Linked DNA regions of Mus musculus: all the other regions are linked to region 6. The links are chromatin loops, found by intact Hi-C in ENCODE. Cell type or tissue: heart. All regions are shown on one strand. Region 1 holds the start of Gm32997 (a long non-coding RNA gene). Region 2 overlaps Gm33103 (a long non-coding RNA gene). Region 3 overlaps Gm33103 (a long non-coding RNA gene). Region 4 holds the start of Slc18a1 (solute carrier family 18 (vesicular monoamine), member 1). Region 5 has its middle 22 kb from the start of Gm33103. Region 6 holds the start of Lpl (lipoprotein lipase).

Evidence for each region. A loop is a pair of places that touch in the nucleus more often than their neighbours do. Peaks named below come from ENCODE experiments on the same cell type or tissue, not always from the same donor. Only the 100,000 strongest peaks of a DNase experiment are listed, where the experiment ranks them.
Region 1: it touches region 6 in a loop (4-fold over the local background); 5 of 42 quality-filtered maps call a loop at or near these places.
Region 2: it touches region 6 in a loop (4-fold over the local background); 4 of 42 quality-filtered maps call a loop at or near these places.
Region 3: a loop joins it to region 6, with 4 times the contacts of the local background. A loop is called at or near these places in 4 of 42 quality-filtered maps.
Region 4: it touches region 6 in a loop (2.2-fold over the local background); 3 of 42 quality-filtered maps call a loop at or near these places.
Region 5: a loop joins it to region 6, with 5 times the contacts of the local background. A loop is called at or near these places in 22 of 42 quality-filtered maps.

The regions. Positions count from the first base shown.
Region 1 is chr8:68,951,981-68,956,980 of GRCm38, forward strand. It overlaps Gm32997 (a long non-coding RNA gene), which reads left to right and starts at 2,023. Exons shown (of 3, transcript XR_379062.3): 1 at 2,023-2,112; 2 at 3,425-3,563; 3 at 3,743-4,203. In heart, a CTCF peak has its summit at 3,836 (motif pointing right); DNase peaks (open chromatin) are centred at 2,161 and 2,291; H3K4me3 peaks cover 687 bases; H3K27ac peaks cover 942 bases.
Region 2 is chr8:68,981,688-68,986,687 of GRCm38, forward strand. All of the region lies in intron 2 of Gm33103 (a long non-coding RNA gene), which reads right to left. Among named protein-coding and RNA genes, the nearest start is that of Gm33052, 9.2 kb to the right of the region's middle. In heart, no CTCF peak of the experiment used is centred here; DNase peaks (open chromatin) are centred at 1,694 and 2,184.
Region 3 is chr8:68,975,328-68,980,327 of GRCm38, forward strand. The region is part of intron 2 of Gm33103 (a long non-coding RNA gene); the gene reads right to left. Among named protein-coding and RNA genes, the nearest start is that of Gm33052, 16 kb to the right of the region's middle. In heart, no CTCF peak of the experiment used is centred here; DNase peaks (open chromatin) are centred at 644 and 2,044; H3K27ac peaks cover 328 bases.
Region 4 is chr8:69,085,902-69,090,901 of GRCm38, forward strand. It overlaps Slc18a1 (solute carrier family 18 (vesicular monoamine), member 1), which reads right to left and starts at 3,321. Exons shown (of 17, transcript NM_153054.2): 1 at 3,080-3,321. It overlaps Atp6v1b2 (ATPase, H+ transporting, lysosomal V1 subunit B2), which reads left to right and starts at 2,835. Exons shown (of 14, transcript NM_007509.3): 1 at 2,835-3,027. The coding sequence starts at 2,892. In heart, no CTCF peak of the experiment used is centred here; a DNase peak (open chromatin) is centred at 2,790; H3K4me3 peaks cover 1,933 bases; H3K27ac peaks cover 1,297 bases.
Region 5 is chr8:69,021,497-69,026,496 of GRCm38, forward strand. No RefSeq gene overlaps it. Among named protein-coding and RNA genes, the nearest start is that of Gm33103, 22 kb to the left of the region's middle. In heart, a CTCF peak has its summit at 2,109 (motif pointing left); a DNase peak (open chromatin) is centred at 2,015.
Region 6 is chr8:68,879,472-68,884,471 of GRCm38, forward strand. Lpl (lipoprotein lipase) reads left to right here and starts at 1,084. Exons shown (of 10, transcript NM_008509.2): 1 at 1,084-1,369. The coding sequence starts at 1,282. In heart, a CTCF peak has its summit at 2,465; DNase peaks (open chromatin) are centred at 1,080, 1,800, 2,430, 3,380 and 1 weaker place; H3K4me3 peaks cover 3,515 bases; H3K27ac peaks cover 3,785 bases.

The sequences.
Region 1 (5,000 bases), 73 kb after region 6:
TTCTGCCACCACTGCTGATTTGTGTTTGCTCTCCTGACGTTGCTGAAGTGGACTGCTGCTGTATATTCTACAACGCAGATTGGATTTGCTCCAAAGAACTATTTCTAAGCTGTTCCACTTCCCCATATCCTAATAACCTTTCTTTTCCACTACCTCTGGTGGGTGGTGGGCTAGAAGGGAGGTTAAACCATTCAAGACCCTTACTAAATGTAGATTTTGAAAAGAAATCAACGCCTACATGTGTGTGTATGTGTATGTACCATATTGACAAAGCTGTATGTATTTACAATGTACAACATGATATATAAAGTATGCATACACTATGGAAAGACTAGCTCTAGCTAACTTACAAATGAAATACCTCACATACTTACAATTTTTGTAAAATATTTCCAATATCCTAAGATTTTATACAATACATTGATCTGCCACCATGTTACACAATAGCTCGCTTAAACTTGTTCTTCCTGCCTCACTGAAATCTTGTACCCTTTAGCGGAGCCTCTCCAACTCTCACTAACCAACTCAGCCACAGAAAAATCTACTCTACTTTCCATTTCTGTGATCCAAAAAAAAGTCCAGAAAATGTAGATTCAAATGTGGTGAAGTGACATCTCAACAACTGTTACAACAGCTGTTACATAAAAAAAAAAAAAAAAAAAAAAAAACTATGCCATTGAGATGGCTCAGCACATAAAGTTATGTGCCACCAACACTGACAGGCTGAATTCTGTCCCCAGGACCCACAAGGTGGAAGGTGGGAACAGTTTCCTAAAAGTTACCCTCTAACCTCTACATTCACACTATGACACACACATGCCTGCATACACACAGACACACTACACCACACCACACCGCATCATACCACACACAGACAGAGACACACCACATCACACCACACCACACAGACACTAAGTATGAATAAGTAGCTGGGAAAAAGGAAATGCTTCCACACACACCCTTGATGGGAATATAAATTAGTCCACCCATTCACTAAAGCAATTTATAATCACATGACTCAGCAATTTGTCTATCTGGCATATATCCAAAGGAGATAAAAAGCAGTGTGTTTAGGAGATGCCTACACTGTCCACAATAGTCATGAGATAGAATCAACTTTAGTGTCCATCAATAGAGAAGCAGGAAAAATGAATGTGACTAACATGCATGCGTGTTTATGAGTCCAGGAAAATGCTAGTCAGTAATAAAAAGAAGGCAGTCCTGTCATGAGTGGCAACATGAATGAACCTGGAGATTACTGTGTTATGTGAAACAGAACAGATGCAGAAAGACAATAAACTCATCTGTCTGTAGGAGCTCAAAGGACTGTACATATTTTAAAATGCACTGGCCATTCCTACTAGAATTCTCAGATTATAGAGACCTGAGACTGGAAGTAAGCGCTTCTAAGTCAGGGTACCTGATAACTAAAGGACAGAGACAGAGTTATGTTTTATAAAACCAAAGAGACAAGGAATATGTTTTGTGGAGGCGCGGTATGGTGTGGAGGAAGGCGGTGCCTCTGCGGGGCCATGCTGAGGCATCCCTTACCCTTGAGGGACCAGCCCCAGGATAGTGGGGGAGTGCGGGGGGGGGGAGGGCAAGAGAAGAGAGTAGGAGCGGAGCGAGTGGGGGGGAGCGTGGACTGGACGGGGCAAGCAGCCTCTTTTATAGTGAGTCAGGCACACCTGGCTGTTGCCAGGTAACTGTGGGGCAAAGCCTAAACCAAATGCCAAGACAGAGAACATAGCTCATCTTCTCACTGTATCCCCTGGTGTACCTTTTAATTCTTAAGTACTTGTGTGAATTTTTTCTCAAATAAAAATAAAAATTGGTTTAAAAGTTATCCAATTAAAATGTATCCAACCAACAGACACCACTGCTTTTTCGAGCCACAAATAAGATGCCTGCACTGGGAAAGAATAGAGCTGGGGAACGGATTCCGGAGAAAAGGATGTCAGTTTTTGGCACTGCTTTATCTGGGAAAAGGAAGTCTGCAGCAGTTGCTTTTGATTACATGAACAGCATTGCAGCAGAAAATACTGACGGCCAGCTGTGGTTTGTCTCTGCTGAGTCTGCAGCAAGGAGTTATTAGGGCAGAAGGGACTTGCGGTAAGAAAAAAAATGTTGGTAAAGTGCTCCACACTGTCGGTCTTGGTCAGTGCTTGAATACTAACTAGGTCACTAGACCATGTTTTTCGGGGGTGTTGCTTCATGTCCTCTCCTTTATCTTATCTCTGTGTTATCCAAACACACAGAGAGCCTGTGAGGTTACTTCAGGTCACTGTGGGAGCCACCCGGATGGGTTGGGCTGCTCACAAATCTGGCAGGGATGAGGCACCACAGAGGCAGCAGGGACAGATTTCGGGTAGCAGACAAGCTGAACACGCGAAGTCACCGCAGTTTAGCCCAGGGAAATTTTTCTAGGTGCATTTAGAATGGACTTCTAGAAAATTCTCCAGAAATGTCTAGCGGTAAATTTTGACCCACACTGGATAAACGGGAGACACTACTGTATTATTTTTAAAAAGAGGAAAAGAAGGGGAAGCAAAGTAGACCGACTTCTTGGTGTTTTCCCTGTCAAAATACTTAGTGGCAGAAATTTCAATTTACCATTCATTTTCTAAAGGGATTGTTGCCTATTTCCCTGTCCCTTGGCGTGATTCTTTTTATCTCAGTGTCCTAGTGTCCTAGACCATCCTTGCTTCAGAGCACCAGAAAAGATTTCCCAGGTATGGGTGTGGGTTAGACTTCTGCAGCCTCGTAGGACAGTTGAGGACATGATGGACCTCCTCCCTTCTGCCAACAGCTCAGGCTAGGATACAGGGTAGGAGGTAAAAATGCCTTGGGGAAAATACACATTTCCAGTTGCTGTGGGGCTTGTTATTTCTCAACTGAACAAATTATTCTATGCCTAGAAACAAAGAAGCTTTGAGGTACTTAAAATCTCTCTCTCTCTCCTCTCTCTGCAAGTGCCCCTTTCTTTCTTTCTTTTTCTATCCCTCCCCTCCCCTCCACCGCTTCCCCATGGTGACTTCACTGGCCTTGGCATTGGGGCCAGTGAACTTGTCCACCCAAGAGCAGCTTTTCAATAAACCTGCCTTTAGTGTGTGTGTGTGTGTGTGTGTGTGTGTGTGTGTGTGTGTGTGTGTGTGTGTGTGTGTGTTTGCTCTACAACAAAGAGATTAGTGGAATGAAAACTTGAGACCAAAGTCTACCATGAACTCAAATAAAGAAAAAGGACATTGGGGGCCCACGTCCTTAGGAAAAGTGAGCCAGAACACAGCTCTAGTTTCTCAAAGAGAGGCAAGAGAGACAGTTGATTTGCACCTCCCAGAGAGGTTACTTACTGTTGTCAACCGTGGCCCAAAGCAGACTTGCTTCTGGGAATTGGATTTGTCTTTAAGGAGAACTTCTTTTCCAGATACAACAACGGAGCTCTCATGTCTAACTTCCCAGAATCCAAATTCAGGAAAGTATTCTGGCTCGTTCACTCAGAACCTGTCCTTTGACCCTCATCCAGATGTGCATTAGGGGAGAACAAGAAAACATTATCAAGTGAGGTGAGCTTGTCATTTCTTCTTGATCTCCCTGGTGGCTTTGCCCTGTTCCTCACAGGGTCATTTGTACTGTTCTCTACTTTTCAAAGCGCTAATCTAAATGTAGTTCTTTGCCCATCTGGTTGGAACCACATCCCGCAGCAGAATAGCACAATTAAATCATGTACTTTCCTTCCCATCAGGGATGATTTCAACATGTGGATGAAAGGAACTCTGCAAGGAGCTGCAAGGGGGAAAAGGCTTACTGGGCTCAAAGGCACATTTTCTTCTCACCACGGGGCCTTTGCATGTCCATCAGCCACCAGAGAGCAGCAAATTCTTCATCTGCATATGATGGATCTCTCCAGTCCTAGATACGAGACTGACTCCTCAGAAGAGCACTGAGTATCCCAGCATCACTCGGATATGACTCTGTAGTGGCATGGACAGAAAGCTTCTGACCTAAGACACCATGGCTGAGGTAGAAAATGGACCTGTGCTCTGTTTAAAGGAATAAGGCCACTTTTCCAAAGCCGGTTAGGGCCCATGAAAGACTTTTTATGTTTATATGTGGGAATCCCAACCTAACCCCAAAACAATCTACAGCAGATGTTATTTAAAATGAATTCTATGTTAATAAAATAGTCTCCTATTTTGGTTTTCATTAGGTTTATTTGGGAAAGTTTGTTAAGTAGCGGGGAAAACTAACCTGAAATTGTCTTTGGATGTGTTTGGATGGAATGGGGGTTAGTTTGTTTATTAGTTTGTTTGAGATGGGGTCTCATTAAGTAGCTCAAACTGTCTTGGAACTCACTAGGTAGACCAGACTCACTTCAAACTCATCGAGACCCATCTACCTGTGTCTCCTGCCAGCTGGGATTAATGCTGGTGTTGTTACACCCAGATCTTGGATCTAGTAGTTTAATAGACTATCTTGTATTAATTCTTTAGCAGTTTCATCCTTGTAAGCATTGCATCTTGATCACACCTATCCAACATCAACCATTCCCTTCCACTCCCCAAAAGAACACCTAAGTCCCCCTTCCAGTTTTATATCCTTTCTGTTTTATTAGAATGTAATACAGTTTTGTAGATATTCTTTATTACCTTTAAATTTTAGGTTTTTTAAGATAGCACACAAGGTAATGGATTTCATTATGGAATTTTCATACACATATGCATTTATGTTTCTTTTCACTCTCTTCCCCCTCTGTGGTCTACTCCAGCCTTCCTCTTGCTGGCCCCTCACTTTCCTCATATAGCAACCCCTTGCTGAACTTTTATGTTGCTGGTATTGGGAGGTATCAAGAAGAAGACTACATGGACACGGGTTCAAGCCAATAGGAAGTCTTTATTAGCCAGCCAGCAACTACACTGGGTGTTCAGGACACCAGTGCAGTTTTGATGAGCTTTGGGCTGGCACACCCAAGTTAGCAAGAATAATTAGCCAGAAACGGAACT
Region 2 (5,000 bases), 100 kb after region 6:
TTCTTAAATGAATGTAACCTGTTCCCTGTGGGCCAAGAATGACGACAATCACTCAAGTCAAATAACTTTGACCATAGCAAGAAATCTGTACCCAAATAATTGTGCCTACAATTCATTCCTTGGCACAGCAGAACTGTCAACTCTTAGCTTAGGTACTATGGATGTAAAATCCTTTGGTGATGTGAGGGACATTGAAGTAGTCTTATTACAGTGAACTCCAATATCTAAAAAGTGTTCTTATTTTGGATTTGTACCACAATAAGAGCCATGATGTTAAGCTCTACTAAAAACAAAAGAAATAAAATAAAAAGACTTTATCTATTTATGTTCATTTAATAACATGTCCATCATTTTTATGATTGGTATAAAAATATATGTGTTAAATAAAATTAAAAATTTTTTTAAAAGAATTCTATTTTCCACTGGGAGTCATGTTATTCTTTTGAGTTTTATTCTCTTGGCCTAGAACAATGCTAAATTACTCTCACATGGCTTGCTTCTGGGTCAGTATTTATGTAAGGACCTGGTTATATCACCAGTTCTTGTCAAAGCCAGACTCTGACCCTTGGGAATAGGAGAATGACTGGAAGATGGGCTCCTCTTTTTATCTGATGATGTAGAGCTTATTTTTGTAATTCAGTGGATACCATTTTGTTAGAGTTTGAATACTCCCACCATATGAAATTATCTATTGGATTCGGAGGACACTCAGAGAAACAATAAACCAGGCTTTAGAGTCAAACAGCCCTAGCTCCAGGGTTCATCCCAGCTTACATGAACTGAGCAAAAGACCTAACCCAGGGGAGACTCCATTTTCTCATCTCTTCAACGGGAACAATGTAACCCACATCAGGATACTCAGTGATGCTCAAGGGGAATGACCAAGGCATGAAAATTCACACTTGTTTGTAAGTACTAGTCTTCCAAGAACCCAGGGCTTCATTTCCTTCATAAGGATGTTTTCCCCTCAAATGACAAGAGGGAATACAGAAGGCAGGGGACAATGAACAGTGGAGTCAGCTGGTAAAACTCTGGCTAAAGTGACAAGATCAAGTTGCCGGCATCAAAGCTGTTGGTCTGAAGGTGAGTAGGAGCCTAATGGGAAGCTGAACCACAAACCTTGAGAATATGTATGTAAAGTGGCCTTTCCCCACCCCTCCTCCCTCCCTCCCTTCCTCCTTCCTTCCTGCTATGCCCCAGACATCCTCTCTGTGCAGGCTGACAAGGATGTTCTCTACACCTTGATGCAGAAAGTCCAGGATCAAAACACAAAACCAGTCTGACCAGCTTCTAATAGTCTTTTCTACCCTGTGTAAGCTACATGTGTAAGCTGCTCAGACTCTCTGGGTCCCACTTTATACATTTGTAAAGAGGAACTTTAGAGTTAGTATCTACTTTGTAAGTTTGATATGAAAATTGAATGAATTCTTAATGACAAAATGACCTAAAACAGTGCCAAGCATACAGGCCTTTGGAGCTTCCTATTATTATCCATGACATAAGGTGACTGAGCAACTCTGAGGCCCAATGGCAGTCAGTAAAGATTTTTCCTATAGTTATTGGACATCACCTGCCCTGTGCCCTATCCAGCCTCATCCATCACTCAAATTTCACAACTTCTCTGACTGGCAGAAATTATGCAGCTCTCCAAGTGTATGTGAGGAGCGGGTGTGGCGGCAGTCCCAAAGGCGCCAGGGACTGCAGCTAAGTTGTATGACTTGCACCTGACTTCCTCATATAAACCACAAACATCTTGAGAGCTGCACAGGTGCACCAGGATACTGGTGAATCCATTTTGATGGAGATATGCCCCTGCTGCCCTGATTAGCTGAAGCTGCGTGCCTGGTGAGGTGGCGTGGCCTGCTGTGCGTGGATGGGAACTGAGAGTACATAAGAGTGAGAGGCCCGGGTCAGAGGGAGGATGATTATTCAAGGGAGATATAAACAAGGGAGATATAAACAAGAAGAAACAGGACTGAATAAACGTGTGCAGAAGGATCCTGTTGCAGCGTCGTTCTTCCTGGCCAGTTGAGCGCGCGCAAGAAGTGTGGTGTGGTTGGCTCAGTTTATTGTCATAGGTGCTCTTTGCTAGAAGTTTTGGTTGGGGAAATCTAGGCGTTTATCTTATCACAGTCCTGTTGTGTTCAGGAAAGTAGCTCTGTGTTCCTGCACAGGAAGGCGACAGCAGGCGTCTTGATTCTGAGCAGGGTCGGCACAAACATCTGTATTATCAGCACAGAGAATCAGGATGGGCTGTGCCCTCCACAATACAATTGGAACCTGTAGAACATAGCTGCTCTTGTCATCAGCAGAGGCCAAGTGCTCGGTAGACAGAAGTCGGGAGCCAGGACACTACAGCTCTGTGTTCAGTGTAGGAGAACTGGGGATTGCCGATCCCCCAAAGGGCCCATTTCTCAACTATTGAATAAGAATTATAAAGCTTGCTTCATGGTTCTGTATTTTGCTGTTTGTTTTGTTGTCTTGAGAAATAGTCTTTGCTATATAGTCTCCGGTGACTTGGAACTTACTGTGTAGCACAGGCTACCCTGGAATTCATGGCAATCATCCCCATTCAACCTCCAGAGTGCCGGAAAGTGAGACATGTGCCACCATGACTGGTTTATATGCTGTTTTAAGAATTAAGGGAGCTGGGGTGGGGTGTGAATATGATTAAACTACATGATATTCATTTATAAAAACAGAATGAACTCTATTATTTTGTATAACTAAGACTAAGCTTTAAAACATGAAAACTGTTTAAAAAAAAAAAGTACTAAGGAAGCCGTGGTCCCTGGAGAGGAATCGAGGAGTTCCTGGGAAGACTGCAAACTGTACTGATGCTGAGTACAGTTACTCCTGCTAAGGGCCTCAGCACACTCGAGGCCTGCAATTCCGCAGTCTTCTTTAATGTACAGGACCTTCCTGGTGTGTCTGTTTGTTCAGTGTAGTTGTTTTGTTATCTATTATGTCTTAGCTAAGTGGTCCATTAGAGCTGTTTAGAAAACAAAGCCCATACAGGACATCGCATTAAAAGACATCTATTGTCCTCACTCCAAAGCCTCACAAAGCCTCACTACCCATTACTAGTTTCTTTGTGGCCTGCCAGAACCTTGGAGAATAGAGCAGAGGACATCTGCACAGTGCAAAATATAGTCTCCCCTATCTGCCCCCCTTAACTTCAAATGGCTGCACCCTATGTCCATTGCCCATTGTTCTATAATTTGCTTCCCCCCCCTTTACTGTTAGAACTTCCATATCAGTATATAGAAAACTTTCTAATTCCCTTTCCTTATTATTTAACTACTCAATGTGTTCTTTTTTGTGACTATACTCTCATTTGATAGTCCCCTACTGAAGGAGATTTAAGCAACTGGTGACCATATAATGTCATACTTATTTGAATATCAATTAGTTTCTGAGGCTCTCAATACTGGAAGACATTTTTGCCCACTCACACAGACACAGAACTTAGTATTTCCTTGCTAAATACTTGCTGACTGGATGGAAAGAGGTCATGCCTTCTGAGTTATTCATTGTGGCAGAGAAATTCTTAATTCCTTTGATAGCAGCATAATTGGACATCTTGACTTTACATTGACTGATCGCAGCACCATTGACTGACAGGCAGATGTAACCCTTTGTCATCCTCTCCTGAGCAGCAAACAGAAGGCGGCTTGGGAAGTTATAGTCAGCAATCTAAATGGACAGACACTTGTGTGTAGTGTTATAAGTAAGCCATTCTACCTTTCCCAAAACTCAGTGAGATGTAATCAATTAATCAATTACCAAATAAGAAAAACAGCAGAAGATGAAAACTGAGTCTTCATTTTTACTTCAAGTCTCCTGAAGTTAATAGGTCTTGGAGCACAACTGTCTTACCTTGGGCTCCGATTGAAGCACAGATAATAATTGAAGTCCAGGTGGGGTGCAGCTTACTTTAACTGAGGACCACATGGGGTGCAGCTTAATTTAACTGAGGACCAAGTCAGGGGCAGCTTACTTTAACTGAAGTCCAGGTCAAGTGTAGTTTACTTTCTGCAGTTCTAACAGCCTCGTGGAGATTAAGGCTACTGACCCAGAAAGAACACTTTTCAGAGTTTAGCACACAGAATCAAGTGGTGGAAGTGTCTATGAAACACATGAACAAAAATCCAAGGGAAATAATAAAAAGCCTTTAGCATAGTTATCCTGAGGTTGCTGGTTTTCCTTCTGGCTTGCCCCCCTACTTGGTTTTTTTGTTGTTGTTGATTTTTTTTCCAACTAATTGCCTAACCCAATTTGCATCGGTTGTAGGTTGAGAAATGGGAGAGACTGTCTCCTTTGCCACATCTCCCACTGGCCCTTCTAATAGAGGCATGGGAAGATCAGCCTCAATACATCGAAATTTCCCATTCAGCTTCAGCTACGTGACAAGAACAATGGATGTCTCCACACATTGCTTTTTCCTAGGCAACATCCTGTGCTAAAGCCCATGGAATTGGCAACAGATTTCAGATTCTTAACTGAACTGTGGGAAGCCTTGACTGTCTATATTATGTTTATGATTTTTATACTGCAGTTACCGCAGACATTACAGTCAGTTCTATTTGTGAGTAGATGAGACACTACACACTTACCTACAAATTCATGAAGCATCTAATTTTTATTTACACTTCAACATAGGAATACAGGCTCTGCACAAAGGAAGTTAAAAACCCAATAACAAATAAAACCCAGTTCAGCTGGATCCATGATGACCATAGACACACAACCAGGACACAGAATAATTCAAATTCCAAAATTCTTATTTCCTCACATAAACTTACAGGAATCTACTATGGAACCCTAGCTGACCTAGAACTCTCTATGCAGACCAGGCTGGCCTCAGCCTCAGAGAGTGCTAAGATTAATGGAACACACCACTACATGGTGTTGGCAAGCATGCTGGTGCCAGTGGTTTATGCTGTCTAGCAAATGGCTAGTGCTGGGAAGGGAGTATGCTGTTAATATGGTGTCCAGTT
Region 3 (5,000 bases), 96 kb after region 6:
ATCAGCCCCCAAACGCTGACACCATTGCACACACTAGCAAGATGTTGCTGAAAGGACCCTGATATAGCTGTCTCTTGCGAGGTTATGCCGGGGCCTAGCAAACAACATAAGTGAAGGCTCACAGTCAGCTATTGGATGGATCACAGGGTCCCCAATGGAGGAGCTAGAGAAAGTACCCAAGGAGCTAAAGGGGTCTGCAACCCTATAGGTGGAACAACAATATGAACTAACCAGTACCCCCTGGAGCTCGTGTCTCTAGCTGCATATGTAGCAGAAAATGGCCTAGTCGGCCATCAGTGGAAAGAGAGGCCCATTGGTCTTGCAAACTTTATATGCCTCAGTACAGGGGAATGCCAGGGCCAAGAAGTGGGAGTGGGAGGGGGGAGGGGGGGAAGAGGGTTTGGGGGACTTATGGGGTAGCATTGGAAATCTAAATGAAGAAAATACCTAATTAATAAAAAAAAAAGTTCATCCCCCTCCCCCCAAAAAAGAAAGCCCTTAAGAGAGTATTGTTTTGGTTCTGAATCCAAAATGAGCAAGAGTGAGTCAGACCCTATATTCCCACACACTTGTTCACCTTGTCACCAAACACAAAACAGACACCAGACTCTTGAGTCCAGCCAAATACTGCGGCAGGAAGCTTCTCACATGTTTCCCAACAAGGATTCCATGCCAGTTTCTAAAAATACAAACCATTTTAGGCCAAGTAACCTTGGAGACCTCATAGTCTGAGAAACTTAGACTTCAATAGCTCTAATCCCTCTGAACTCCTGAAACTGTCCAGCTACGAAGGGATGGTTTTAATCATGAACATTCATTTGTTTACAGTTTGAAGACTTGATGAACCTGAATAATTAGGGTTAGTTTCAAAATGTGATTAAAATAGTAAACTAGAGATTAGTATACTTCATAATCAAGATGTGATGAATTAGAAATTTCCAACAATCCCAAATGGTTGCAAAAAACAATGGGAAATTAACCAGCACCTTGAGCAAGTATGGAAGTACAAGCAATATGCTGTGCTGAGTCGTTGTCTAAAATTGATACTGAGTAGTCCTAAGACTCCGATGAAATTGCCAGCGTTAGGCTATCATGTTGCCAGGATCTTAGGAATAAGCTAAAATGTCTGTACATTATATTGAGACAATGCAAACCTACTAAAGTGATTTTTTTTCTGTCTTGTCAGAGTTTAGAACTTTTACCCTCTGGTTCCCATTCAAGTGTTCTTCATTACATTAACATTATACATTAATGTATAATTTAATGTATACATTAACAGTATATATTAAACATTTGTCTGGTCTGTGGTATTCTATTGGTGACAAACCTCTATTTATGAAGAAGTTCTTTATTTGGTCCATGGTTTTTCAGTGGCCCCATAACTCAAAAGGAAGATCATCTGTTTGATTGGGTTGATAAATGCCTCAGTGATTAGCAAAGCACATTTCTGGGTGCCTTCCAGAGTTTCCACTGATAATTAGATAATTAGAGATCTAACATAATGAACAATACATAATAATGGATTCAAGTAGTCAATACACTCTTGAGAGCTGGTAGAACTACATACAAAATAAAAAATAAGTAAGTTACAAATGAAATAAAATGAACAAATCTGTTAGCAGTTGCTGAGACCAGCAAAATTGTTGGTGACTGTTATAGCTATTCTTGATTGTCAACCTCACTACAATCTAGAAATGAAGAGCACACCAGTGAGAGATTTTTTTCCTTGGTTTGAAGTGGGTAGATCCATTTCTAGTCTGGACTTAGGAGGCAGGAAGATACCTGCCTTTAATCTGGATCTTGAGGAAGGAGGACACACCTTTAATCTGTGCAACACATTCTACTGAAAGCCTACATAAGGACATGAAAGCCTATGTCTAAGGACATAGAAGGAGTAAGCTTTCTGCTCTTTGCCTGCTTGCTCTCACCTTGCTAGCAAGTCAATTTCTTCACTAGCGTTAGAAAACTCAGGAGCTGGGAGGTAGTGCCTGGGAAAGCCCATGATTGTGGTCACCCTTCCGTAATTTGCAGTAAGTACAGGGGACACAATGCTCCCTGAGAAAGCAGCTGTTTTCCTCCCTACTATAGTCTGACTAGCACAAGGAAAGATTATGTAAGAGGAAATGTGCTTTATCTATAACTGAGTTTATTAGTTTAGCAGATCTGTTGTTTAATAGACAACCATCCCGAAGACTCTATTTATCATACTGCCCCACGATCAGTGATCTGTTGAAACACTACTGAAGACCCTAAAAGACATCATACAGAAATACTTTGCAGCCCACAGTTTTGGAGGATTTGGTATAAGCATAAGAATCAAAGACCAGTGTTCACTGCCTGAGTCTATGAACCGACTTCCTTGAAGCTACACAGAGTGTGACCCTGGAGGCATCATGGACAGTAACATGACTCCCAGGCAAGTTATATTTTATGTAGGGGATGCCAAAAGTCAAAACTGGAAGATGGAATTTTGCCATTGAGGTCACAGGTCAAAAGAGGAGCTAGAAACAAATAAGGAAAATGGTAATAATGAAAGTACCTTGACCTTGCTGAATGCCAGGAGGAACTATTCACACAACACACTGTATAAATGATGCCCAGTTGAGCTGAGATGTGTATAACCAATACTCCTTTAGATAGTAAAATAAAATTGTTAAATGATAGAATCTTGTACAAAAGGATGGAAGATGTGCTGGTTCAAACTTGTCTTCCTTTTAGCTCATGTTTCTGAAACTATATCATCCATCTCCCATCTATAGGGTACCTGTTAAAAAAGAGTGAGTTCCATATTACAGTAGAAGTCCTGTATTAGCACTGCCTAATTCCTTCCTCCACATTAGAATACCAGCCCACAGTACTCTTATATTTCCCAGCCTCCATAACTGTCAGTTAAACAAACCTGTGTCTTTTATAAGTTACCCAGTCTGTGATGTTTAGTGATAATAAAATAAAATACACTGAGACATGAGGTAATTGCTAAGAATAAGGTTAGCATTTTTCTCTTTTAGTAGTTTCTTTGTTTTATTCATTATTTACTTTTTTTTATTACTGGATGATATGTGTTTGCATGGGCATGAATATGCCACAATGCATGTGTGGGAGTCAGTTCTCTCTTTCCACCTTTATACGGGCTTCAGGGATAATACTCAGGTTGTCAGGATGGAGCTACAAATGCCTTTACCAGCTGAGACAGTTTGCCTGCCTCAGCTCTGCACTTCAAAACCACGTAAAATACCTTAGAATATAGTAAAGAGTAAAATTCCCTGTCTCACAGGATAGGATGCATTAGGTCCAGGGCATGATTGGACACCATGGGCAATACTGATTCCTGCACATGTCAGAAGTGATGTGTGATGCTGCTGTTATGATGGGGCAGCATCCCAAGCCCTGCATGTTCTCCACAGCGACAAAAGCACCTTCTTTCCCCACCTCACTTACCTCCTCCTCCCTCTTCCTTCTCTCAGGTCTAGTCTAGCCACAGTGGCCCCTCACTCTTTCTGCAGCACTTTATTCCATTACTAGGATTCTTAGAGCCAGAGACTGGGTGCTGGTAGTCTAATAAGCCAGGTTCAGGCATCCATTTTCAGTAGGTCAATTTAAAGAAACAAAGAATAGTGGGAAGCAGAAAAGGGGTATTTATCCAATGCAGCCACATTGGGAAGAGGGGCAAAGTGGTCCAGCATACCTTTTAAATCCATCACACACAACCTGGATATCTCTCAACCAAAGAATGGATAAATAAAATGTGCTGTGCTCACACAGAGGAGGTTTACTTGGCTGATAAAAACAAGGATCCTAGCCGGGCGGTGGTGGCACATGCCTTTAATCCCAGCACTCGAGAGGCAGAGGCAGGCAGATTTCTGAGTTCGATGCCAGCTTGGTCTACAGAGTGAGTTCCAGGACAGCCAGGGCTACACAGAGAAACCCTGTCTCAAAAAAAAAAAAAAATATATATATATATATATATATATATATATATATATATATATATATATATATACAAGGATCCTGATAATAGAAGGTTTAGGTTTAAAAAGAAGGCAAGATGTATGCAAAACTGAGTCTCCAGTTGTGGTTCTGCGCACCACTGTCTCAGCTCCAGTCTCTCCTGCTTGTAGTCTGACAAGTTGTTAGAACTTTGTGACATCTCTTTCCAAGGGTCAACATTTCCTTCTGGCTGGAAGCAGGGTTCAATCTTTACCTTCTCCCAGCATGTGATTCCTAGGGAGACTTCAATTTCTTGGGTTCCATGATCTCAAAACTCTGATACTCAAGGGGAGGATACAAGCATCTCCGGAGAAAACCTTCATTCCTGCCAGAAGAGTTCTACTCCCTGCCCAGTCCTATGCTTTAGCCAATATGCTTCCCTCTGCTTACTGCTCTCCTGTAGTCAGTCAACTTACCTGTCTCCCTTTCCTCCTCTATTTTATTCAAAGTCAGAAACTCAGTGAAACTTGTTGTAACACATGCTGTTTAAAGCTGCCCACTTCCTAACCTCCCTAGTCATACATCCTATTATCTTTTTACCTTAATTTATTTGCAGTTATGCTTATATCCCTTCCTCTACCAATGTTAGGAATATATGTGTTTGTTTGTTTGTTTGTTTGTTTTTATTCTAATAAAAGAATAACATCCAGGAAGTGAGTAGGCACTTGGGAAGTGTCAGAAGCATGTAAGAGAAGATCTGCGAAGACACAAACCCACCTCCTTTTGCAATTCAGGTGAAATGGCCGCACTTAGCAAAATATCTGGTCAGCACTTTGCTATCAACCCACTTGACTTTTGCTCCATTTTCTTTGGAGACTGCAAGGTATTTTATTAACATCTTAGTATGTGCACATTAGCTGTTGCCCAGGAAAGACTATCAGGAGAAGCAAAGTCAGATATTTGTGTTGCTGACCTACCAGTGAAAGAAAACACATCTGGAAAGAGTGGAGTCAGACAGGCTAGCTGTGGTTGTGCAGGGGAGATAAAGCATCAGAGAGATTCCCTCTCATATA
Region 4 (5,000 bases), 210 kb after region 6:
TAGTCACTGGCATGAGCTCTTCCTGCCTTCCCTTCCTTAATTTTTCTTCCTCAATAAATATTTGCAATGAAATACAATTTCACATTTGTACCAGAGTTTCTGGTGCTACTAGCCTTTTTCTTCATTTTAAATCCTTAAGAAGAGCAGGCCTAGAGGACCATGCTCATAATACCAGCTTTGGGCATTGGAGACAGGTGGATCAAGAGTTCAAGGCCAAGCTCCCTCTATAGCTCCAGAGGAAAGTTGAGGCAAGCTGGGTCTACAAAAAAGTGTTTCAAAAAAACTAACTAACTACATTCTTAAAAGCTATATTACATAAACTATTTCCCGTTCACAGATGGCAAGTGAGAGACAGAAGGAACTAATGGCTGTCCCAAGGTCACATTGTGTACTCAAACAGACACTGAAGCCAGGCTTGCTGACTCCAAGTTTCCTGCTCAGGCCACATTCTCTATGCCTGGGCCAGCTACCCTCGCAGTCCTGAGGTGTAAAGGAAGTAAAAGAAGTCACCTGTGCAGATGGTCCTATACCCAGGCACATACAAGCAGCACAAAGTTGACTCGGTAGACTTAAAAAGGACATGAACTTGGGAGGCATAGAATGGCAGGAGATGGAGTAAGAATTGGAGGAAAGAGAATTGGGGAGTAGATTTGATCAAAATGTATTATACACATGCAAAAAAATTCCAAACCATAAAAAGTTTAAAAGAACTACATGACTGGGCTGGAGAGATGGCTCAGTGGGTAAGAGCACTGACTGCTCTTCCGAAGGTCTTGAGTTCAAATCCCAGCAACCACATGGTGGCTCACAACAACCCGTAATGAGATCTGACGCCCTCTTCTGGTGCACCTGAAGTCAGCTACAGTGTACTTGTGTTTAATAATAAATAAATCTAAAAAAAAAAAAAAAAAAAAAAAGGCACTGACTGCTCTTTCAAAGGTTCCCAGCAACCACATGGTGGATGGTGGCTCACATCCATCTGTAATGGGATCTGATGCCCTCTTCTGATATGTCTGAAGACAGTGACCGTATGCTCATATAATTAAAATAAATAAATAAATCTTTAGAGGATTCACTTTTTAAAAAAGAACTATATAGAACTCTCTGTTTACATTCAATTACCTCTTTTAATACTTCCAGCAATTTTATCGAGGATTGAAGGATTGTTACATAGGGACCTGAGATGCACTCAAAGTAGACTTAGGTAACCTGGCTACATTTACTTCATTTGTAACATCAGCTGACTGACTTTTAGTTGAAATGCTTGGGAGCAGGAATGCTTTAGATCTCAAATTTCTTATTTTGCCTTTTTTTAAAAAGATTTTTAAAAGATTTATTTATTTTATGTATATGAGTACACTGTAGCTGTCTTCAGACACACCAGAAGAGTGCATCTGACCCCATTAGACTGGCTTTCAGTAAGGTTTATAACTTATCATCAGTGAGCCACCATGTGGTTGCTGGGAACTGAACTCAGGACCTCTGGAAGAGCAGTCAGTGCTCTTAACCACTGAGCCATTTCTCCAGCCTCTCAAATTTCTTTTTTTTTTAATTGTGAAATATTTACATAATATGTCTTGTATATAGGCTGTAAGTCTATAGATAAAACTCATTTATATTCCATACATACCTCACATATATAGCCCAAAGGGAATTTTATAACAACATAGTAATTGGGCTGGAGAGGTGGCTCAGCGGTTAAGAGCACTGGCTGATCTTCCTGAGTTCAAATCCCAGAACCCACATGTGGCTCACAACCATCATGATGGGATCCGAAGTCCTCTTCTGGTGTGTCTAAAGACAGTAACAGTGTGCTCACATACATACAAATAAATAAATCTTTAAAAACAAAACAACAACATAGTAATTTTGTGAATGAGGCAAAGATCCATGCTTCCCAAACTGATAAGTTATAAACCTTACCGAAGGCCAGTCTAGACATCCTCTTGTGTATTTATCAACAAATCTATGGGGAACTAACACAAAGAAGTTTTTCAGTATGTTGCTCCGTCATAGCAAAGTTCTTGTTTTCCTCTTCTGTTCTTATATTGTAAAGAGAACAACAATCAATTTACTGTGTTGTTCGTTTCTCACAGGCTGGTTTTTCTTTTTGTTTTTTTTGTTTTGAAACATAGTTTCACTATGTAGCTCTGGCTGCCCTGGAACTCAGACCTTCCTGCCTCTGCCTCCTGAGTGCTGCGTTTAAAGGCTTGCGCCATCACACCAAGCCAACCGCTAGCTAATTTTATCACAGCCAAAGAAAAGAAACTAGAACCCTTTGTGCGTTCTAACCTCTTAACTGGTTTTCCAATCTGTTCCTAAGGTGGTCTTCCACACCATATACTCTTCGGATATGCAAGAAAGCCAAGTCTGTTCGAAAAGATCCACGAAAAAAAAAGAACTTGGTAGTAGGATAAACTGAAATAAATTTCGACACAAAGTTACCAATCATGGGACTAGGTTTTCTATCTTCTGCTTTCCAAGGTGTTTTCCACAGCTTGATTATGAACCTCAGTTGTCTGTATTTTCTTATGCACGTTTTCCTATCTCTTCCTTCCCTACATTCCAATGAATCTTTCTTTTTCTCGTGAATCCTCTCTCTTGTGTCAATTTTGCCCTCTGGCCCCTTTCGCTTCTCTTTTCCCGCTCCCAGCCTCAGATCCGCGCTCCCAGCACTCTGGTCAGCTCCCTATGCGCCTAGCATGCGCGCGCACCCTGCACCGCCCCCGCAGAGCTCCAGTCACGAGTCTGGGGGCGGGGCGCCGCCGAGAGGGCGGGGCCTCTGCCGCAGCTTCGAAGCGCGCATGGGTGGGGCCGGCCGCACGGGCCTCCCTGCTATATGTGCGCCTGCGCCGCGCTGCTGCGGGGCCAGTCGGGACGGAGGAGACAAGATGGCGTTGCGAGCGATGCGGGGAATCGTGAACGGGGCCGCACCCGAACTGCCCGTGCCCACCGGTGGGCCGATGGCCGGAGCTCGGGAGCAGGCGCTGGCGGTGAGCCGGAACTACCTATCCCAGCCTCGTCTCAGTGAGTACGGGAAAGTGAGCGTGTCCACCAAGCCCTTGGCTTGTGCTCTCACCTGTTCAGCCAGCGGGGAGGGAATGGGATTCATTTCCCCCATCGCTCAGTTCACAAGCACCTCTCCAGCTTTGCGTGAGCTTTTCCGTGACTTCGGTGGGCCGAGCGTGAGAGCACCGACTGGAACCTTCCCATGGGCTAAGTGGGCTCCTGATGATTGCCCTACCCGCTCCGAGTTCTCTGGGTATTGTCAGACACTGGTCTGTCTCTGAGGGCCACTTCTTGTCACTGTCTTCATCTGCTCCTGGCCTCATTTAAATGTCTTCGGGTCGAGGGAACGCCTACTCCGTCCCCCTTTGCCCCGTGGACCTCTGGGCAGGTGGACCGTGCAGAAGGTGTAATGTCATCGCTGATGTGGGCAGGCCCCGCGGCTAGAGGGAGATGTGGCTTATTCTGTAGGGAACCGCTTCACTGGAGGACACCTAGATACCGGAGAACCTTAGAGCTGAAAAATACCCTAGTCGTGCAGTCCCACCCTCTCGTTTTACAGGCGAGACGCCTAAGGTTCTGGAAAGGAGAAGCCATGCCTGGCTTCAGACATCTAATTATTGGGAAAAGAGGAACCAAAAATCGAGTTTCTTAATCCTTTGCTTGGTCTTCTGTTGTTTATTCGTTTACTGACCAGCTAACCAAACGCAGTTAAATGGAAGGTTGCTTTCCACTGTTATGTTCATAGGCTTAAGTGTAGTGATCATAAAAGACCTCAATAAGCCATGTTTAGACAAGCCAGTCATTCCCAAATGGCTCTTGTTGGCTGAAGCTTTCGGTTGTATAGAATCAAACCTCTTCACGGCTCCCTTAAAGCCAGGCAGAGAGCTTTGAAAGAAGACTTTTTTTTTTCCTCTTTTTTAAGTATCTGTTGTTTTCCTGAAAATAAGGTTCCATTTGCACAGGTTAATTGGCAGCTTGGCTCTGTGGGTGGCTCATTGGTTAAAAGCGTTTCAGCTGAAGGGTTTTAGCTAGGCGCCCTCCAGCCTGACTAATCCTGTCCTGAGCTGTCAGTGGGTCATGTGATAACACTGCAGCGAGGGGAAGGGAAAAAAAAAACACACACACACACACATTGGAGAGTGGATTGCTGAGGTGTGCCTTTTAAGCATTTTTTTAGAATAATTGTTAAAATTAGAGAATGCCTGTTAGGGGTTCATGTGAGCCCAAGGAAACGTCGGGAAAACTGACAGATTTATACCTGAGAATTACAGAATCTCTAGAATTGCATTTGATATGTATGCTTTGCTCTGAGCAGAGCACATAGACACTGGTGTGGCTTCTAAGGGAAAAATGTTACAAGGTTATAGTAGTCTCTTTCCATATAACAAGTCATTCAGAGCCAATTCAGGGAGTGTCGACTACTCCATGGCGAAGGTCTTAAGCCCTTCAGGGATGAGTAGTGTTTCTCCACCATATCCATGTGCTTGGCCAATATTTGAAGAGTTTGTTCATAGGAGGATTCTGCTGACTAAGCTGTCTCTAAAAGTTGCATCTTTGTATCCCCAAGTTCACAGTGTCTGACTTAGGAAGTGCTCTGTAAATCCTATAACTTGGAATTCAATTTGTCCTAATAGTTAAGCGTGTATTTTTTTTTTAATATGGATAGGGTTTTTAAAAGGGAGTTGGTATACTGCATTTAAATATCATCTTTTACTATTTTTGCCACATTTTTAGTCAAATTTAAATATTAACTCAATTTTTTATTATTAAAGTTTGATGATACTATCAAAATAATTATAATTAATTGATACACACTCTTTGGAGTAATTTTGGCAGTTGCCCTGTGAAAATCAGATCCTGTTTTAAAACAACTTCAGGATTATTAAAAATTCTAGATATTATATGTACATAATATAAGAAATTACTCAGGCTGTTAAAAAGAAACGGAAAGTAAAATATTCAGGCTGGAAATTAGTAACTAATCTGGAGCA
Region 5 (5,000 bases), 140 kb after region 6:
TTAAAAGTATGACAGAGATGCTGAACAGTAGTTCCATACAATTGATGGCTTCTAGCTGAGGTGTGGGATAGGACGGACTCAGTTTTATCTAAAGGGCAGGTCACGGAGAGTCTGACCATGCTTCAGTGAGTGTATGGATAGCACAAGGTAGGCTTGGTGTTCTTTCCTTCTTTCCTTCCTTCCTTCCTTCCTTCCTTCCTTTTTCTTCTTATTTTTATTTTTTACTTCTTTTGAGAGGAAAATCACAATAGGGTCAGACATGGAAAAACTGAGAAGAGATTGTGATTGGAATGCATGCTGTGAAACTCCCAGAGAGTCAATAAAAACATCATGGGGGGGGGGGAATAACACCTAGCTCGTCTTCCTGATCACACAGAGAAAGAACTTTATAAAAGCACAAAGTCAGGTGTGGTGGCTCGTGCCTATAATCCCGACACTAAGGAAGCTGAGGCAGGAGAATTGCTGTGAATTCAAGTTCAGCCTGGACTACATAGTGAATTTTATCTAAGCTATTGAATAGTGAGCTCTAGGCTCATTATTTTAGAACACCAAAAATACAATAGAAGTACAAACACTGCTACATTAAGACGAAAGTAAAACATTTAAGTCATCCAGGGAAGGTGGTTCCAGGGCTCCTCCTAGAACCTGGAACATCCCCTGGTGCTTAATTTCTTACATACAATAATAACCCCGTATAAACTGTATCCTCCTGTACTCTTTAAACTATCTCTAGATTATCAAGATACTTAATCAAGTATCAAGTCAACAGAATCCTGACTTGCTGAGGAGACAAGCCTCTAGACACGTCAGTGAGAGAGTTTCTAGATTAGGTTAATTGAAATGGGAAGACCCACCCTACAGGGCCCCGGCACCACTCCACAGCCTGTAACCCCAGGCTGCATACAAAGCAGGAAGCTAGCTGAGTGTCAGCGTTCCTCTCTGTTTTCTGACAGCAGATGTGATACACAAGCTGCCTCAAGCTCCTGCCACCATGACTTGCCCACCACGATGGCCTGTCCCCTCAAACTGAGACAAAGTAAACCCATCCTCCTTTGCTCTGCTCTTGTCACACTTGATAGCAGCAGCAGACAAGTAACTATATTATGTTCACAAGCACTTTTATTGACAGGGCTGTTGAGGTTTTGTCGTTTAATGTCTATTGCAATGCTAAGTGCAAGACCCCAAAACCTGGAGCATGCATGTGTAGCCCCTGTGACCCTGGCCCCAGTTAACTGTGATTAGTAAATAAAGATGCCAACAGCCAATGGGTAGAGGAGACATAGGTGGGGATGAGGTTTCAGAAGCCGTCATGGAAAAAGGAGAACGTGAAGGAGGGAGGAGAGCCGTGGAAAAACTGAGCCACAAGTATGTGGCTAGCCAATTGGAGCTAAGGGCAGCCCAGATAAACATATTAAGTAATAACTTGGGTTATCGATAGGAAGGTAGATTCTAACAGCATGGAGGGTGGGGTTGCTGCCCAGCTACTGTGCTGACTAAGGCTATTTAAAAATATAAAGGCTGTGTGTGTCTTTCATCCAGGGACATAAATGATCTAAGGCAGGGAAGAAGCCCCAGGCCACATTGCTAAATATTTTTAGTACACAGGGTTATGCCCTCAGCTCCGGTCTTGTTTTTCCAGCATGATAACACTATAAGAGCTTCACATGTCATAACGATGACGATGGAAATGAATGAATTAGTGAGTTAGTGAGTGTAAACTGAAGGAGAGAGATGGGCGAAGGCCAAGGCAGAGAACACAATAGCATACATAGATTAGGGAGTCATCCACTGAACTTAAATGATAGGATCTGGGAAACACTGGCTTGGCCCTGAGAAGCTAGAACTTACAGCAAGCAAACCACAGCGCCTGTGGCGGCTTGTATGCTCTAACCTGGAAGGTGCCAGATGAGTGATCAAAACAAGGCCACTTCATAAATTTCCCGCAGGCCTTTTGTCAAGTAACAGTTTCACAGCGTTGGTGAGGTGGGAGGTGTGAAGAGAGGAGCTAAAAATCCCTAAAACTTAAAAAAAAAAAAAAAAAATCCCTGAAATTGAGAAAGCAGTTGCCAAGTACACTCAACCGTGTGGTGAGGGCGCCACCTGGTGGATTTACACAGGATGAACAAAGACTGCCCAAGAATGTCAGCCCAGCCTCCTTCCAACGCTGAGTTCCAGACCTGCCTGATACAACAGAAAAATAATCCCGAACCCCTGAACCCTAGTGTAACTAAAACAACCCTGAATAACAAAAGAACCGATGGGGATTTTACTATCCCCAGTTTCAGGTTGTACTACAAAGCTATAGTAATAAAAATAGCATGATGTGGATACAAAAACAGACATGCTGACCCATGGAATCAAATTGAAGACCCAGACATAAATCTACAAGCCTATGGACAAAACTCAACTTCAAATGAATCAAAAACCTCAACATAAAACCAGATACACTGGACCTGACAGAAGAGGAAGTGGAAAGAGCTCGAGCTCATTAGCATAAGAAAAATCTCTCTTTGAACAGAAGACCGCCAGCACAGAAACTAAGATAAACAACAGATAAACAAGGAATACTTGGGAACCTAAGAAGTTTCTGCACTGCAAAGGACATCGTCATTCAGACAAAGTGTCAGCCGGTAAAATGGGAAAAGATTCTGTTACCAACCAGATATCTGATAGAGGATTAGTATACAAAAACCAAACTAGGTACCAAGAAAACAAACCAATTTTAAAATGGGGCACAGATCTAAACAGAAAATTCTCAAGAGGAAATTCAAAAAGCCTGACAAACTCTTAAAGAAATGTTCAACATTCCTTAGCCACCAGGAAATGCAAATCAAAACTATTCTGAGATTTCAAGATACACCTGTCAGAATGGCTAAGACCAATAAAAGAAGTGACAGCTCGCCGGGCGTGGTGGCACACGCCTTTAATCCAAGCACTTGGGAGGCAGAGGCAGGCGGATCTCTGAGTTGGAGGCCAGCCTGGTCTACAGAGTGAGTTCCAGGACAGCCAGGGCTACACAGAGAAACCCTGACTGGGGGGGGGGGGGGTGACAGCTCATGCTGGCAAGGATGTGGAGGAGAACACTTATCCATTGCTGGTGGGGGTGAAAATGTGTACACTCCCTGTGGAAATCAGTGTGGAGTTCCTCAGAAAGATGGGGATAGATAGATCTACCTCAACATCCAGCCCTATCGTTGGCATGTACCATACAGACACTTGCTCAACCATGTTCAGTAGTTCGTTGTTACTCTATTGATAGTAGCCAGAAACTGGAGGGAAAAAAGCTAGATGTCCCTCAACAAGAATGGATAAAGAAACTGTGGTACGTTTACACACTAGAGTATTACTTAGCTGTTTAAAAAAAAGACAACTTTTGTAGATAAATTGATGGAATAGAATAAATTATCCAGAGTGAGGTAACCTAGACCCAGAAAGACTAATATGGTATGTATTTGTTTATATGTGGGTATCAGCTGTTAAGTCAGTGATCACCAAGCTATACTCTGAAGAGCAACAGATAGATATAGGGTAAGGGAAAGGAAATAGAATATATAGTTATGGGTGGATGGGGGAGCCAGAATGGGAGAATAAAGAGAAGAAGTGAGAAGAGGAAGATGAGGGAGGGAACAGAATGAGAGGCAGCTAAATAAAGGGGCATTTGAGTGGTAATATGGAAAACTAACACAATAGAAACTACCTAAAATATATGCATATATGAAGGGATAGATAAGATCACCAAGTTATGGGGAGACAGAGTCTGAACTGGTTATCTCTTATCACCACATGAATCTTCCAATATTAGGATTGGGTTACATCTTATTGAGTTGTAGGCCAAGGAGTTTCATGGGAACCCCTCAAACAACCCAAGTCGTTGCTGAAACTATAGGTTGCTCTCCACAAAACTGAAGGGAAGGCCCTATTGCTGAAGACAATACCTACACAACCCATTGACTATGGAGAAGTAGAGGCAGTGCCTGCAAAGAGCCTTCACTCCTACATTCTAGCATCTTTGGAACACCAGAAGGGAAACATGAACATCATGCCGACCACAAACCTTTGATCTACAGTAGTGTCTTGCCTGCAACGTAAGTAGGGCAATGGTGGCACAAGGCTTATGGGAGTAACCAACCAATATAAGATTTGACTTAAGACCTACACCATGACATGGAAACTATACCCAACACTGCTTGGATGCAACAACCAGAGACTAGATTGCTTAGAGACCTAGGGTAAAACCAAATATTATTATTAAGGGGAAAAATGCAGCAATGAAATGACTCCTAATGACATTCTGCTATATTGATAGATTTGTGCCCTGCTCAGTTATCATCAGGGAAGCTTCCTCCTGCAACAGATAGAGAACGAGACAGGACAAAGACCCATAGCCAGACAGTATGAGAGTGAGTAACCTTGGAATGCTCAGCCCCAAGAGATTGTCTCTATCACATCCTCCCCTTGGGGCTCAGTAAACTCTCAGAGTAGGAAGCAGAAAGAGTGTAAGAGCCAGAAAGGATGGAGGACACCAAGAAAACAAGGCCCTCTAAATCAACAGGACCTTCACACATGAACTCACAGAGACTAAAGCCACAGCCACCGTGTACCAGCTCTTTCATCCAGCTGAGAAGAGAAGTGGATACAAGCCCCACTGGAACCCAGCAGCTGTCTCTAATTGATAACCACTTTGCAAATAAAAATAAAATTTGTTTCCTCGGAGGGAGTCTCACTGGGGAAACAAACCTCTCTTAAGGGTAGGCCCCATGGCCAGCAGTAGACGGCCGACACAAAACAACTCAGAAGCATCTTTGGAGGCTTCTTGTCTCGTAATGTCCTGATTAGGGCTTTTCCTCTTCTTCTTCTTCTTTTTTTTTTTTTAATTTTATCTTGTTTTTTATTTTTATTTTATTTTGTCTCCCCAACCCAGGTCCTTCGCATATATACTAGGTTTCCAGTTTATTGTTTTTGTTTTTTTTTTCTTATTGTTTTTGGTTTTTGAGGCAGTG
Region 6 (5,000 bases):
AGAGAACTAATTTTTTGAGGTGGTTTCTCAGCATTAAGGTGGGGAATTTAATGTTTATTGGTTTTTTTTTCTAGCTAATCAGCACCCTTTTCATTTAAAAAGATACTTGCAGATGAGCACAGTATATGATGTGCTTTTATTTTTCTTGCTTTTCTACAAACATGTGCTAGTCCACTTTGCAAAAGCTCAGTATTCACCCTTGCAAAGTACAATTTAATATCAACGCATCAACATAGCTGAACAATGATAAGCATAATGGAATTTGGAATATTTCTATCATGCTCCTCACCCTGCCCCCACACTCCTAGCACCCCATATCCCCTCGCCCTGGAACATCACTAATCTATGGACTGTCTTTGTAGGTTTGGAATGGTCATTTGGCATGGCCTCTCCCACTGAAAATCCAGGATAGCTTAAAATGTTTGACCATGACTTTCTGCCTCTGAAAATAGATGTTATTCTTGAGTTTCTTGCTGAATTAAAGGATCGAGTACAATTTACATAAGGCAAAAATTAGAAACTAGTTAAAGCAAGTGGGTCTTTTCTTCTACTACAGAAGGAGACCCATATTGCCAAGATACAAAGCAGACCGTGCAGGCACCATGCGCTGAGCAATATGTGTCCTAAGGTCCCTTTGGCGCGTGGGGACCTGTGGGTGGGTGGGGGAGGGTGTGCGTTTGAAAGGATCTCTCAAGTTTAACAAAGATTTATCAAAAGGTTGTATGTGTGTGAGTGTGAAAGTGTTAGGTACACGCTGTTTAAGAGCAAAACTTCTTCCCCTTAGAAAACGGATCGTAGACTACTCAACATAAATCAGTGTAAACCCCTCCTCTCTGCCTCTATAGGGGTCCCTAGGGACCAGATTCCTCCCGGTAGGCAAACTGGAGTCTAAACAACAAGCAAGCTTTCCTTCCTGCCCTTTCCCCTTCTTCTCGCTGGCACCGTTGAGCCTCGTTACCGTTTGCTCAAATATTTGGAAGTGCATTTAGAGTCCTCCCCCCAACTTATGATTTTATAGCCAATAGGTGATGAGTCTTATTTGCATATTTCCAGTCACTTAAACAGCTGTGCAGTGGAAACAGTGTCAGACTCTCGATTTCTCCTCCTACTCCTCCTCCGAGGAATTCTGCCCCTTGTAACTGTTCTGCCCTCCCCTTTAAAGGTTGACTTGCCCTACGGCGCTCCACCGCGCTCCAGTCCTCTTGCGCCTCCTGCTCAACCCGCTCCTGACTGCCCCACGCCGCGTAGTTCCAGCAGCAAAGCAGAAGGGTGCACCGGGAGATGGAGAGCAAAGCCCTGCTCCTGGTGGTCCTGGGAGTTTGGCTCCAGAGTTTGACCGCCTTCCGAGGAGGGGTGGCCGCAGCAGACGGTACGTTTTTCGCGCCAACTCCCCCTACCCCCACCTGCAGACCCGGACAGGACCACTTTTTCTCCATCTGAAGATGGGAGGGAGAAAGTTGGAAGTACGTGCATGCACTGGGACTCCCAGGCGCAGTAAATTCCCGGGAAGGGTGGCTGGAATGGAATCCAGGAGGAGAAGGGAGAGACTCTGCCTCCCATCACGCTACGGCGACTCTGGGTTCCCGCTTTTTTTTCCTTTCTCCTGAGTTCCCACTCGGTCTCCTGCTCTCTCCCGCCGACTGCCATCGCAGGGAACGGCTGGGGCGTGGGGTGTGGAGCCTAGGATGGGGAGACGCAGAGGCCGAGCAAAGCTGTAGTGACCGGTGGTGACCTCCCTATAGGGAATAGGGGTGCTGAATGCAAGGCACGCGGGCCAAAGTGACCCTAACTTTGCTGGGACTGCGGGTCAGACCCCTCTAGAAGCGGGAAGAGTGAATCGAGGGTGCAGGTGGGAGGACGCGTTGTGTGCATTCCAACTGTACAGGGCGCTGTCGCTCTCGGCGGGGGGTTGTGAGCTACAGTGAAAGTGGGAGTGCGCGGTGGCGCCCGGGAACGCGTGGCGCAGAGTCCTGGAAGCTGGCGTCCTGCAAGCGTTCCTGTGCTCGGCTTAGCTCAGTACTCAAGAAAGCCCAGAAATGAACCTACCCTCCAGAAAACGAGGTTCAGCCACCAGCCGACTGGAGCCTGTGGCTTGGAGGTTGCCAGTTCAGCTCTGTGTCCTTTCCTTGCTGTCCCAGGAGAGGCTCGCCCTAAGGGAGGCGCTCAGCTAGCTGAGAGCACATGGGATTCTCTAGAGCCTAAGGGAGATCGCTTTCAACACTAGGTGAAAAAAAAAAAAAAAGCGGCCACCTCCACGGCTCTGCCTGCTCTCTGCCTAGAGAAGACTAGGGTCAGTAGCAAGTTGCTTTATGGCCTTGAAGTCGAGACCTGCCCACAATTGAGAAGCCTTGTAACTTGAACCTTGATTGAGCTAACAGAACACAGACTCAAAATGTGACTGAACTCAGTCGTAAAAGAAGGCTGGGGTTTCCTTGTGTTGCTGCTGGTGGAATCGCCACGAGGGTGGTGTCCCCTGGAGGTGCTCTAAGGTGGCACATCCGCAGCCTAATTCCAGTCTTAGTGGAGTCTATGACTGCAGCTAAAAGCTTGCCTTTATTTCTGCGTATAGTTGTAAATGTCTTGTTATCAAAGGAAAGAGAATCCATCATGGCAGAACTGCACGAAAGAAACGAATCCTGGGTGTTTTGAGGATACTGGAGATTCTGCCTCTCCGGTGGCAGGTTTGCAACTCTGGTTAAGAAAATAGGAGCAAACTTTCGATTCACATTTCAGAAAGTATACCATAGTAGAACACGACTTTTACCGTAAACTCCCATAGAAAAGGTCGCCTACATTTTTAGGTTTTGCTAAAGGTTCCTTTAGAAGCTCTGGACCCAGCTTCTCAGTTACTTAGTGTCACCCTTCTGGGGTTAGCTGCATGAGCTCTAACATTAGGAAAGTTGGCAAGACTCACAGTGCCCTGGGGCTCCTCCCTTATACTTGATTTAAAGGGACACCTAAGTAACTACATAATAATTTTGGATTTTAGCCATCACCTGATTTTCCTATCAATAAAATGTATTTGGTGAATATTATTCCTAATCAGATGTGAAATGACTTCCTCTTATCATCTTTCTGTCCTCTCAGGGTAGCCCTTTACAGTGAGCTTCTTTAACCACAGCAGGCCTAGCCCTTTGTCCCACAAATGAGTTTGCCTAGGGGTAAAAATGTGGGTGAGAAAGGCACAGCTTGGAGCGATCCCAGCTCCCCTCTGGGCTCCCAGTTTCCGTGTTCACTCTTTATTTTTTTTTTTTTCCACGAATAGTGTGCGAGTTTGAGAGGCATTGCCCTGTGCTTCTTCCTGGAGCCCCTGCAGCCTCTCCTGGTCCCAGGCAGGAAAGCAGAGAGCTAAAAGAGAGCATAGAGGGTCCTGCTCTGCCAAGTCCCGTTCCTTCAGCCACAGTGCTCACTTGAGGTTAATATCTGAGTTAAATAACTGGGAGATGACAAGGGAGTGACTGATTAATAGCGGCATTGAAAGGTGTGGGGAGACAAGTGGGGGAAGAGTCGCAGTGGAAAGACGTTCAGTGCCTTTGACAGACTGTATTTTTAGCACAGCCTCCCTTTCCTGCTGCGCTGTAGAGGAGACTTTATACTCCTTGACTGACTGACTGTTTCTGTTCTGTCAGATTGTCCAGTCAAGTCGATGAAAACATTTCAGGGGGTCTTGTCCCCTTTTCCTCTGACCATAGCCTGTTTCCACATTATCATCACCAAGGCTGCACTGTGTTGTGTGTGTGGCTCATCTGAGGAAACCGTATTGTGATGGTGACTGAGTTCTTCTGAGTCTTCAGACACTTGGTGCCCCTCCTCTGATGGCATTCATCTGTCTTTAGTGTCACTTCCGTGCTGCTACTTTTCTGACAGCACTACAGTCCCCTCTATCTAACCCCACCCTCTCTATGGTGATCTGACTAAGCCTGATTTCATCCCTGTGACTATTACCCATATCAGGATAAATTTTTCTTTGTTATACACTATATTCAAGCTGTCTTTTTGGAAACATAGGAATAAAGATTACACAGCAAAAGGAACATATTATCTTCTAATTTGCCTACCTAAACACATCACCCCAGTGTGTAATGAGGGTGTGTCTGGGTGGTCGCAGTTGTTAGGGTGGTATTACTGTAGTGGGTCAAATTCAGGATGGAAGCATTTGAAGGATAGACCTTTGCCTCTCTCCTTCATTCTTTCTCATCTTCCTCACTTCCTCAGTCCTCTCCTGCTCTTCCTTCTTTCCCCTCTCTTGTCTTCTCCCCTTCTTTTTCCAATGTGGACTTAATATTCCTAAGAAAATAGCAAAAGGCAGCACAGTTGGATGAATGCAGAGTCACAGATACATTTCCGAGTTTCCTTAGCAACAGTCACCTCAGATTAGTCAAGCTCACCTGACCCTCCAGTAGTCAACCCGGAGTGCACCTGGGTGATGATGAAATCTACTTATGGAAGCATGCCTGGGGTTCATCTTCTTCCCTGTCTCTACGTGCTCTTATCAGTCGGTGCTGCAGGGACCACAGAGGTTGGGAAATCTTTAGGATACTGACACATTCTTAAAGGCAAACACTAACTAGCAATATGAAAAATTCCCCCTGCATAGACTAAGCAGCAGAAAGATCTGTGAGTCCATAGCTAATGTAAAATTGAAACTACTGCCTAACTCATTAAACAGCACCATTTTAATATGAAAACTTCACTCACACACACACACAAATACATTAAAACTAAAATGAAATTTTCCATGTGCCAATCTATGTGATGGTGAATGAATTCCTGTCTCTCCTCATCCAGCAGTGAGCCCAGTACACATGCTGGATGTATGGCATCCAACCTGAGCCCTGGATATGGATCTCCACATTAAACTGGATTTTTTTTTTCTCATGGAAACATACAAAGTCAGCCTGAATAATTTCAGAGACTACCCATGGCCATTTCAAAGTCAGCAGGGCCACTAACTTACCCAATTCTAGGGTAAAGGTGACCACACAAGAGAGTGACATTTC